Linked DNA regions of Homo sapiens: region 1 is linked to region 2. A link is a loop called in an ENCODE intact Hi-C map of the cell type or tissue named here. Cell type or tissue: A673. All regions are shown on one strand. Region 1 overlaps ATP11C (ATPase phospholipid transporting 11C (ATP11C blood group)). Region 2 has its middle 44 kb from the start of FGF13-AS1.

What was found. Hi-C counts contacts between places; a loop is a spot of excess contacts. Peaks named below come from ENCODE experiments on the same cell type or tissue, not always from the same donor. Only the 100,000 strongest peaks of a DNase experiment are listed, where the experiment ranks them.
Region 1: it touches region 2 in a loop (7-fold over the local background); 1 of 110 quality-filtered maps calls a loop at or near these places.

Annotation. Positions count from the first base shown.
Region 1 is chrX:139,757,590-139,762,589 of GRCh38, forward strand. ATP11C (ATPase phospholipid transporting 11C (ATP11C blood group)) reads right to left here. Exons shown (of 30, transcript NM_001353812.2): 22 at 4,372-4,517; 23 at 219-278. Among named protein-coding and RNA genes, the nearest start is that of MCF2, 52 kb to the left of the region's middle. In A673, a CTCF peak has its summit at 2,304 (motif pointing left); a DNase peak (open chromatin) is centred at 2,282; H3K27ac peaks cover 1,287 bases.
Region 2 is chrX:138,753,737-138,758,736 of GRCh38, forward strand. It overlaps a transcript of FGF13 not described here. Among named protein-coding and RNA genes, the nearest start is that of FGF13-AS1, 44 kb to the left of the region's middle. In A673, a CTCF peak has its summit at 2,713 (motif pointing right); a DNase peak (open chromatin) is centred at 2,715.

The DNA.
Region 1 (5,000 bases), 1.0 Mb after region 2:
GTTATCACAACTCCAACAGGATGTACCAAAAGCATTTCAAAATGAAGGTAACAATAAGAAAACTAGAAAAGCAAAGACATAAACATTTGCTGTTGTCAAAACCAAGAGATCATTTTACTTTGTACATACATCTCTAATCTCTAGAAATCTAATATATAAGGGTAATTTATTAACAGCAAATGTAAACTATATTATAACGAATAACTTGAGAAACAAACCTGTTGTGAGAATCCACAGAAGAACTGGTACAAAAACTGTGGCAAAATGAAACAAAGGTTCTGAAAAAAAAAAATTAAGACAAGGATTAACATTTTCACTTAATCAACTTGCTAAACTAAAATGGGAAACTATATTCCAAATAGTTTATAATTATTCCTAAATCCTTCTAATGTCAGAATGCAATAAACCTCTATTCCACAGACATAAGGAAACAACTAAAACAATGATTAATTCATATTAAGGCCAACTTTTGCCCTATCAAGGCAGAAGAGGATCTTATTTACTTTATGAGAATCTGTTGCTGTCCTTCTTCCAGGAAATAAATGAGCTCCTCCAATATGAACACCTAATGATACTGTATCTTTAACACCAATTAGATTTGCAAATCATATAGTAGACTGACAATGCTGTAAGTGTACATTTAAAGTCAATTAATGCCAATAAATAGTTGGGAAATTATTATAGATTATGTTGACACTAACAATATCAACTAACGCTTTAATGCCTTTATTACTACCTCATCAAACAATCAACATATCATTACTGAGCATCTACTACACACAAAGGTGGCACACAGATGATAACAAAAAAAGAGTCAACTTCTTTTTCCTAAGTCAGGGCTCCCCCGCCCCTCCCCCGAGGCTGCACAGCAGGAGGTGAGTGGCAGGCAAGTGAGCATTAGGGCCCGAGGTCTCTGGTGCCAAAAAGGTTGGGGACCACTGTCCTAAGGGACTTATTATTTAATTTGAGAAATACTAAAAAGACAAGCAGAAAAGAAACACAAGCTGGGAATTCATAAGGTAGTAAAAGCTACTAAGTGTGATTATAAAATACTGAAAGTAATGTCTTTAAGCAAAACTACCAGCACGAGAATTTTCAAATAAGTGCTATCCTTCAAAGCAGGCTGTGAGCTTTTTTACTGTTACTTGGTCATGATGTCTCTGAACTTCTCTTCAAGAAGCCCCTTCAAGAGCCCACTTTCCAGTCATGCCAGAAAACCAGTCTCCTCCCTTCTGTCAGCTAATTTCTCCAGAATTAGCTCTAGGAGACTTGAGACTGTTTTTAAAAATCAAATGCAACCTCAAAAGATGAACATCTACCACAGCTGAGGATATTTCGATCAATGTACTACTGGCTCTGGAGGATGTTTCTAAAGAAATGAGCTCAACAGGTTTTGAATTGCCCCTGCAGCATGAGTCAGAGCTCCCAAGGTCATCACCTGGAAAAGCAACACTCATTTATACATTATCAGTTCTGGTACAATGCAAAATATAGTCCATAGTATTCCTAGAGTCACAGTTTATGAAAAAAATAAGTGTTCTGAGGTTGAAGCAGGTAGAGCTCAGTGGGGATCATGGGGATGCTCCATTGAGAAGGGAGAGCAGGTATCTACCTCACCCACCAGAATGTAAGTCTCATGAGAAAAGGGACACTGCCTGTCTTATTCCATGGTGTATCCTCAAGCACCTAAAACAGGCCTTGGCACATGGTAACACATTTAAAATATATTTGTTCACCGATTGAATAAACAACTTAGAACTCGAACTATGAATAAAGATGAATAGGACATGTTGATGGCAGGAACCAAGGCAAGAATGTATATATTTTAAACTTATATGGTAAGACAGGGTCACACTGTGGGGTGCATTAAAAGCCAGACTAAAGCTGAGACGGTGGAGAGTAAAGGTTCTAAGGGACAAGTTGAAAAGTGGCATTCTTTAAACACTAATCTAGTTGAATTATGTAAGGAGGATTAAATGGAGAAACAGAAGGCAGGAAGACCTGTCACTGAAGTACTCCGGGAGTGGGCAATAACAATTTGAAGATGCAATGGCGAGAGGATGGAAAGACTTCTCAGCTCAGCCAAATAGAGTTGAAAATTTTAGAAATCCTCTTCGCACAAAAGATAGTAATAAAAAAGAAATACTGCTGAGTCAGTAACCAAGATGATAATGGGCCTAGAGATACTAACGAAGACAGAGGATATCATCTACATAAATAACCACTGGTCAACATTTGCCATTTTAACGCTTGTTTTGCTCTCCTTAACAGAGCATTCCTTCCATCTGGTGGCAGTTGCTTAAATTGCAGGCCAAAACTCAAAAGAGGCAAAATAAGCCTCTGAAATAGGTTCAGATTACTAGGCAGATCTGTATGACAAATCTTCAAGGGATCTCCTACTAGGTGAAGGTCAAGAGAGAATAACCCTTTATTTCCATGAGCTGCTGTTACTGGGTGCAAGGCCCAAAAGACCCTAACTGTGACACATAAAAAGTCCTGGATTTGGAGTAAATGAATCTATGGTGGAACATCTAGCTCTGTCACCTCCTGGATGGAAAGCCAAAGGCAAGTTATACCATCTCTCTGAGCTCTACTTTCCATGTATTTTAAATGGAGATACTACTACTTGACTCATAGGATGTTTGTGAGGATTACATTTTTTAAAAAGTGATTTTGTGAACTCACAAAATACCTTACACATATTGGGTTACCATCATCATTATCATCATTTTCCTCCTCCACAGTGTTTGGCCTGGCTACCAGCAGATACTGGCTACCAGGGTCTTAGAAAATTTGTGAAACTGGGTTCATAGTTTTATAAATATGTATTTTCTTTAAATATAAAGTTAGTAAGAAAGACCTAGGGTTGACTATAGACAACTGACACACAAAATCAGGTGCTGAGCTTTAACTCTTATAAAATATAGGGTATGAAATTCAAATATCATAACTACTTGAATTATATACTAAATACTATATGATTTGAGTAGTTGGAAGATGCACTAAATACTCTACCTACAAACTAGAATCTAATTAAGAAATTTGGTAAATTCTATTCCCTGGTAGACAATAACAAGTATGCAGACTCAGTCTAACGTATACGCTAATGCTTGGTGATAAAACGGAAACCAAGGTATTGTTGAGGAAACTACTTCAGTGTCCAATATTGGGGATTTGCAATGTTGCACAATTATCATGTTTTGGAAGAATATTAAATTGGGTGAGAAAAATGTTCACAACATAAATTAAGTGAAAAAGGCAAAGTGCAAAGCAATATGTATTATACCAATACGTACAAGGTTTCTTTTGGAAATGATAGAAAAGTTTTAGAATTAGACAATGATGATGGTTGCACATCATAGTGAACACATTATAAGTAACTGAATTATACACTTTAAAATGGTGAATTTTAGGCCAAGCATGGTGGCTCAAGCTTGTAATCCCAGCACTTTGAGAGGCTGAGGGGGGCAGATCACTTGAGGTCAGGAGTTTGAGGCCGGCCTGGCCAACATGGTGAAACCCTGTCTCTATTAAAAACACAAAAATCAGCCAGGTGTGGTGGCATGTGCTACTCGGGAAGCTGAGGCATGAGCATCATTTGAACCCAGGAGGCAGAGGCTACAGTGAGCCGAGATCGCGCCACTGCACTCCAGCCTGAGCAACAGAGTGAGACTCTGTCTTTAAGAAAATTTTTCTTTAAAAAAAGGTGAATTTTGTTAAATTATATCTCAAAAAAATTGTAAAAACCTCAATGTAGTGTATAGTGTATAAAAGTATAAAAAAAGTACATATGTTAATTTGTACAGACAAAAGACCAGCAAGGTCACATATCAAAGTGTTACCACTGGTTCTCTTGGTTGACATGCTTATAGACAATTAGAAATGACTGCAAAAATTTCATTTTAGAAAATTTTTATTTTTGTAGAGACAAGGTCTCATATTATTGCCCAGGCTGGTCTCAAAATCCTGACCTCAAGTGATCCTCCCGCCTTGGCCTCCAAAAGCACTAGGATTACAGGAATGAGCCACTACCAAGCCAAAATGTTCTATTTTTTGATTGGTGTAATGGTTACATGGATGTATACATTTGGCAAAACTCATGGAACTGTACACTTTTGATGAATACACTTTATTGTATTTAATTTACATTTCAATAAGGAGGGCTTAAAAATTCCTATCAAAAATTTTGCATCAAAAGGCATTTCTGGTTTCTGATTCATCCAATAGACCACCTCTGCTTTGTTGACTGCAAATTTCAGTATGAGATATCAAAAGCAGCATTAAAAAAAAAAAAGGAAGAACAAAACCATGACCAAGCTGAGCCAATGCTGGATTAAAAAGAAATTAAATTACATATATTTTATCACATACCTTATAGAAGAAGTACTGTACAAGGTGTGCTATTCTCACATAATATAGATGTCCATGAGCCAACAGCAGTTTCTTTAAGTGTTTAAACTTTGGAACAGAATAATCGCTATTCCTAGCTGCTTGGCGACCTTCTTTGCCTTTAATACCTAAAAGAGAGTATCTCTATATGGTGAGCATTTTCTAGAATAAATGACTCCCTGATTTATCTTCACAGTTTCAACTTGGTTTAATGTTATAGTTCAATTCTATCAATTAGTTTTCCTTTTTTAAAAACCAAAAGAGCTTTCTTTAACAGTGACACTGAGACTTACCAAATAATTTAACTAAGTTTAACTGGTAACTCCCTATTCGTAATACAGTATACAACAATTAAATAGAATCATTATTTCAATCATTACAAGGTAAAAATTATCTGAAGAAAAAAACTCAACTTAAAAATAATTAAGTCACTCAGTAAGTGCTTAATTGTGTATGACGCTAGACTAGGTGCTATATTAAGGGAACTCAGAAACCTGGGGTTTGTGGTCTAGGAGTTCAATGAGAAGACGGTGAAATTCTTTCATGTATGAAACCCTGACTAGCAGCGCAAGGGTTCTATGAGCTCGAGCAGCTTTAGGCCATTTGACACT
Region 2 (5,000 bases):
CCTGGCTGACTACACTTGACAGTTAACAAGAATAGTTCTAGTCTACTAAATGGCAGCATTCTTGTTGACTTAATCAAAATTGATCTGATGCTAGGCTTCTAATGATGCTCTTTTGTTTGAATAAAGCTGATTGATCTCTTTACTGAACTGGTTGTGTCTTACTGCTCTCTAAATAGCTAACAGGTTGTTCTTCATTATGGTTATCAACAACAACAAAAAAATCACACTACCAGCACATAAATGGGTTTCTGATCATGGGACTCACAACTGACAAAATGCCAAGGCCTCTGATCATAGTGGTAACAAATAGTTTCCAAGTAGAATCAACTTTATCAGCATTTAATACACACAGGTTACTAATACACAGTCTTAACTGGAATTTTGAGTAGAAGGCATCTTCTTGTGTTTCTTCTTATCAAGGAGTGTGCGAAATATATGTAAATGTTGATGTTTTGCTCGAGACTGGAGAATTTCCAGTAAAATGGATGTGACATAATTCAGTGTATGCATATAAAGTGCACTAAAATGGAGGCTCCATAAGGACATGAATATTTGTTTGATTCCCTGTTATGTCCTCAGTTCCTTATATAACACCCAATGCACATTTTTTGAAAAAATAAATGGATATGAGTATCACAAAGAGTGTCCATTTGATTACCTTGACTCCCTCACCTTCTCTTGGGCATACCAAACTACTTTCAGCTTCATGAGTAAGTCAGGCTCTCTCTCCCACTAGGCTTTTGCATCTTTTGCTGCTGCCATTGGGAATCTTAATTTCCAGAATACTAGCCCCACTCACATTACTTCACCAGTCTCAGGACCTGAGACTTCTGTCCTTAGAAAGGACTGCTTCAACATTTGGCCCTTGGCTGGTGTCTGGGAACTTGGCTGGCAAAAGTTCTTTACACTGATACAAAACTTGCTAAATGGTAAAAGTGCCTCACTATGTTTAAATAGTTTTGCACAAACAATGTGGTTTATGCCAAACCCCTACCTGTTTCCCTTCTGGGCATCTAGAATTTTGGTACATCCCAGGCAGAAGATGCCTATGTGATCAGTCCCCAGCAAAAACCGTAGGCACTGATTCTCTAATGAGCTTCTCTGGTAGACAATATTTCATGTGTGCTGTCATACTTGTTGCTGGGGAAAATAAGCACGTCCTGTGTGATTGCACTGGGAGCGGACTCTTGGAAGTCTGTGTGTAGTTTCCTCCAGACTTCTCTCCATGCACCTTTCCCCTTTGTTAATTTTGCTGTGTGTCCTATTGCTGTAATAAATCTTAGCCAGGAGCATGACTATGTGCTGAGCCCAACAAGTTCCAGAGTGAATCATCAAACCTGGGGGTGATCTTAGAAGCCTCCAACATATCTTTTACTATACACTCATCACATTTCATGAAATAAACAAGTAGCCTCAGATTCAATCTAGACAGTAAGTTTTATGAGGGCAGTAATCTTCCTGGTTTCACTCACCACCATATCCCTAGCACCTAACTCCATGCCTTGCACATTGTGGATATTAAAAATACTATTGGAATTCAGGAATCAATCAATCAATAAACCAACCAGAGAATTCTCTATAGGGAATTAAGTTAATCAAAGTCTATACTTACAAACCAATTGTTAATAGTTAGAGGAATGGTTATAAACTCAATATTGGTTTTGATTTTTACACTTCAAGGTCCAACAATTTCTTGTGGAATACATGTCTAAACTTATAATAAGAACTAATTCAAAAATATGATCTAATGCATTCAGCTTTTTCTTTCTCACATTTAGCCTAGTATGTGGCCTGCATAAGGCAATAAACATGGTTATTAAATAACAAATACATGAAAATATATAGCAAGTTCAAACTCTATAATGAAATTACATTAGTTTATTCTCAGAATAAGAAATCACCCTGAACTGTGAAACACCATTCATTAGCAAGTCATCACAAACTTGCATTTCTTTTCTGCAAAACTTGTTGTTTGACAAGAACTCCAAGCTTCTTGCTCTAACCCATTATTGTAATGATGGGGAGACAAAGGTTCAGAGAGGAAAAGAATCAGGGCTCTCTGATAACTGTATGCAGTGTGTTATGGATTGAATTGTGTCCTCACAAAATTCATAGGTTGAAATACCCCCAATACCTCACAATGTGACTATATTTGGAGATAAGGTCTTTATAGAGGTGATTAAGTTAAAATGAGGCTGTTAGGATGGGCTCTACTTCAATCTGATTGGTGTCCTTATAAGAAGAAGATATTAGGACATACAAAGAGACACCAGGGATGCATGCACAAAGAAACGTCTGTCTGAGAACACAAGGAAAAGGTGTCCATCTGTAAGCCAAGGAGAGAGGCCTCAGAAGAAACCAAACCTTGAACTTGGACTTCTAGCCTCCAGAACTGTGAGAAAATAAGTTAGTGTTGTTTAAGTCACCCCGTATTTTGTTATGGCAGCTCTAGCAAACTAACAAAAGGAGTTTCTCATCCTCCAGATGAAAACCTTTGCTACAATTCCTGTCAAACCAGAGAAAAGAGAAGGCAGCTGGCAGTCAAGGATTCCAGAAGCCCTGGGCAGTTTCTCCCTCTCTCCAGCTGTCCAGTCAAATTTCAGGCTGGAGAAGCCAAACTAGTCACTGGGAACTGCGGTGGGGGTGGGAGGAGTCTGCCTGGGCAGCCAGTTTGAAGCAGGACTGCTGTGTGCTGGCTATTAGCAGGCAGGCTCCTGGAGATGGCAGCATTAGCTAATGATTGCTCCTTCAGGCAGGACAGCTGCCTTTCTGCTTTTTTCCATAGCAATTTGTGGCCAGGGAAGGCTAAGCAACGGGCCCAAATAAAGCAAGGACCCTTGCCAGTGCCATATGTTTCTAACTGAAATGGGGAGCCCTAGAAATGCTTTTAGAAATAACCATTTGCTCTTAGCTAATTGCAATTCCCCTACCCCAGCCCTTTGTCAGACCGCAGCCTTCAGGAATACCAGGCTGCCTGGGGGACAATTGTACATTACATTGTCAGTCTGGGGTGTAAATTTCCCACTCCAGTCATCCTGTTGAACTCACAGTTCTGTCCCTCCTCCTAATCCTCCTTCCCCAACATGCCATCCATATTTCTGGCTCCAGGTGATGTCCACTATATACTCCATCTGGAACACCCTCCTTCTTTCTCTTGATCTAATTCCAGTCCTTTACCTACTTCCAAGCTGAATTATACCTCTGTTATCTGTGAAGCCTTCCTTGGGCACCACAAGCTGCAGTAAGGCTTCTTTTCCTGAAGTGTAATGGTGCATAGTGACAAGGGACCTATACTGGAGCCACATCGAAGGAGTTGAGCAAAAGGTACACAGAGGCAGGGGATGGGTGCGATGAGAAACAACCCTGTCTGTGCACCTAGTATGCCATTTACTGGCTTGGTACCTAATCCCATGCTGCCTGAGGAACATACCTAGCATCCTGGTTTGACTCTTGGTCACATTACATATCATGTGCATTGATCACTACTGCCTCAGGGTTTTCCCTGCCAACCTCACCCCTTTCCCACCTCCCCACCCTTTGAGCATCACCTATAGTGTATGTCGCTGAATTCCAAGTGGCATGCAATTTTCTGCATGCCACTTGGCATATTCTCCCAAGTGGCTTGCAATTTTCTGAACTTGGTGCTGAATAGACATTTAGAGGTGAATTCAAATCCAGCATGGAACCTCTGTGAATTTCCAAGAAACTCTAAAAACAACTATTTTGCTGTGTTTTCTGCCATCCTTAAAATGTCAGTCAAAGGCCTGAAGGAAGAGCTAGCTGCTCTGTGAATTTTTTTTCTCTGTGAATTTTTTTTTCTGTGCCTAGAAATGTGTGTGAACCAATAGTGAGCTGGCAGTATATGAGACATGGCAACGGAGCACAGGAAGGAAGACACCAAAAAATGCCCAACACAGGATCTCTGACCTTGAATTGTTTAGACGAATAAGGAAGACAATATACTGAGTGCTACAATGAGGGACAGGCAAGGAGATGTGGGACCATCAGGAAGGCAGAAAGGAATAGAAAATGAGGAAAGTTTACTGAGAACCTACTATACACCAGATTCTGTGACAGCTGCTTTACATGGATGATCTACTTCAGTTCCTTTAGCAACCCTGTGAATTGGTAGTATTATTACATCCATGTCTGACAAAACGAAAATCAAGGATAATTGAGTTGCCCAGAGCTGCACATCAAAAAAGTAGTAAGGGTAGGAATTGAACTCAGGTCAATTGTACTTCAGGGACTGTACTGTTAGTCACTGTGCTGAACTAGCACATGCAGTACTGAAATTCAGCTCTAAATCTGTGGCAAGTTAACTTTTACTAGGCGGGAATAAGGAAGCTGTGTCTGCTCCTCAAAGTCAAGTTGGAAGGGGAGAAACAAATGCAGGGGAAGCCAGAGTGATCCCTAAATGTCCCTACTACTACACTTCTTCCTCCCATCTGAGCTCAGGGAACCTAGTCCTCTCCTCCTCCCTCAATGTACATACCGGGGGAATGTACTCTGGGGAAGAGAAAAGGACCTGTCATGTGTTCACACAGCATGTCTCCTGATGCTCAGTGCACTTCCCTTGCACCCAGGTTTTAGTCCCAGAATGTTACCTTCTCAAAGCAAGGACCGTACATTTCTATGCATGGTCTTTTCCAGACACATCCCAGCTAGAGCAATCAACAGCCAAGACCTCAGCAACCGGACCACTGAAACTGACAAGAAAAACACAGCAAGTTCCTAGGTCCTCATGCTTGGCATTGCAGCTCTCCACTCATCTCTGCTCTGGATCTTCGACCCTCTCTTCTCAGTGACCACTAGCTAGTGGTTGAGATGAGTCCAATCTGGCTCCTCTCACACAGGAAATGCAAGGCCCTTGGCATACCATGTGTCCCCTCCTTAAACTGCTTGGCTCCTGCAGCCTACCCTGAAGCTTTCTGGTCCCCCAGCTCTTTTTGCTTTTCAGCAAAAAAAGAGTTTTGATTACAAAAACTGTCAGAAGTAAG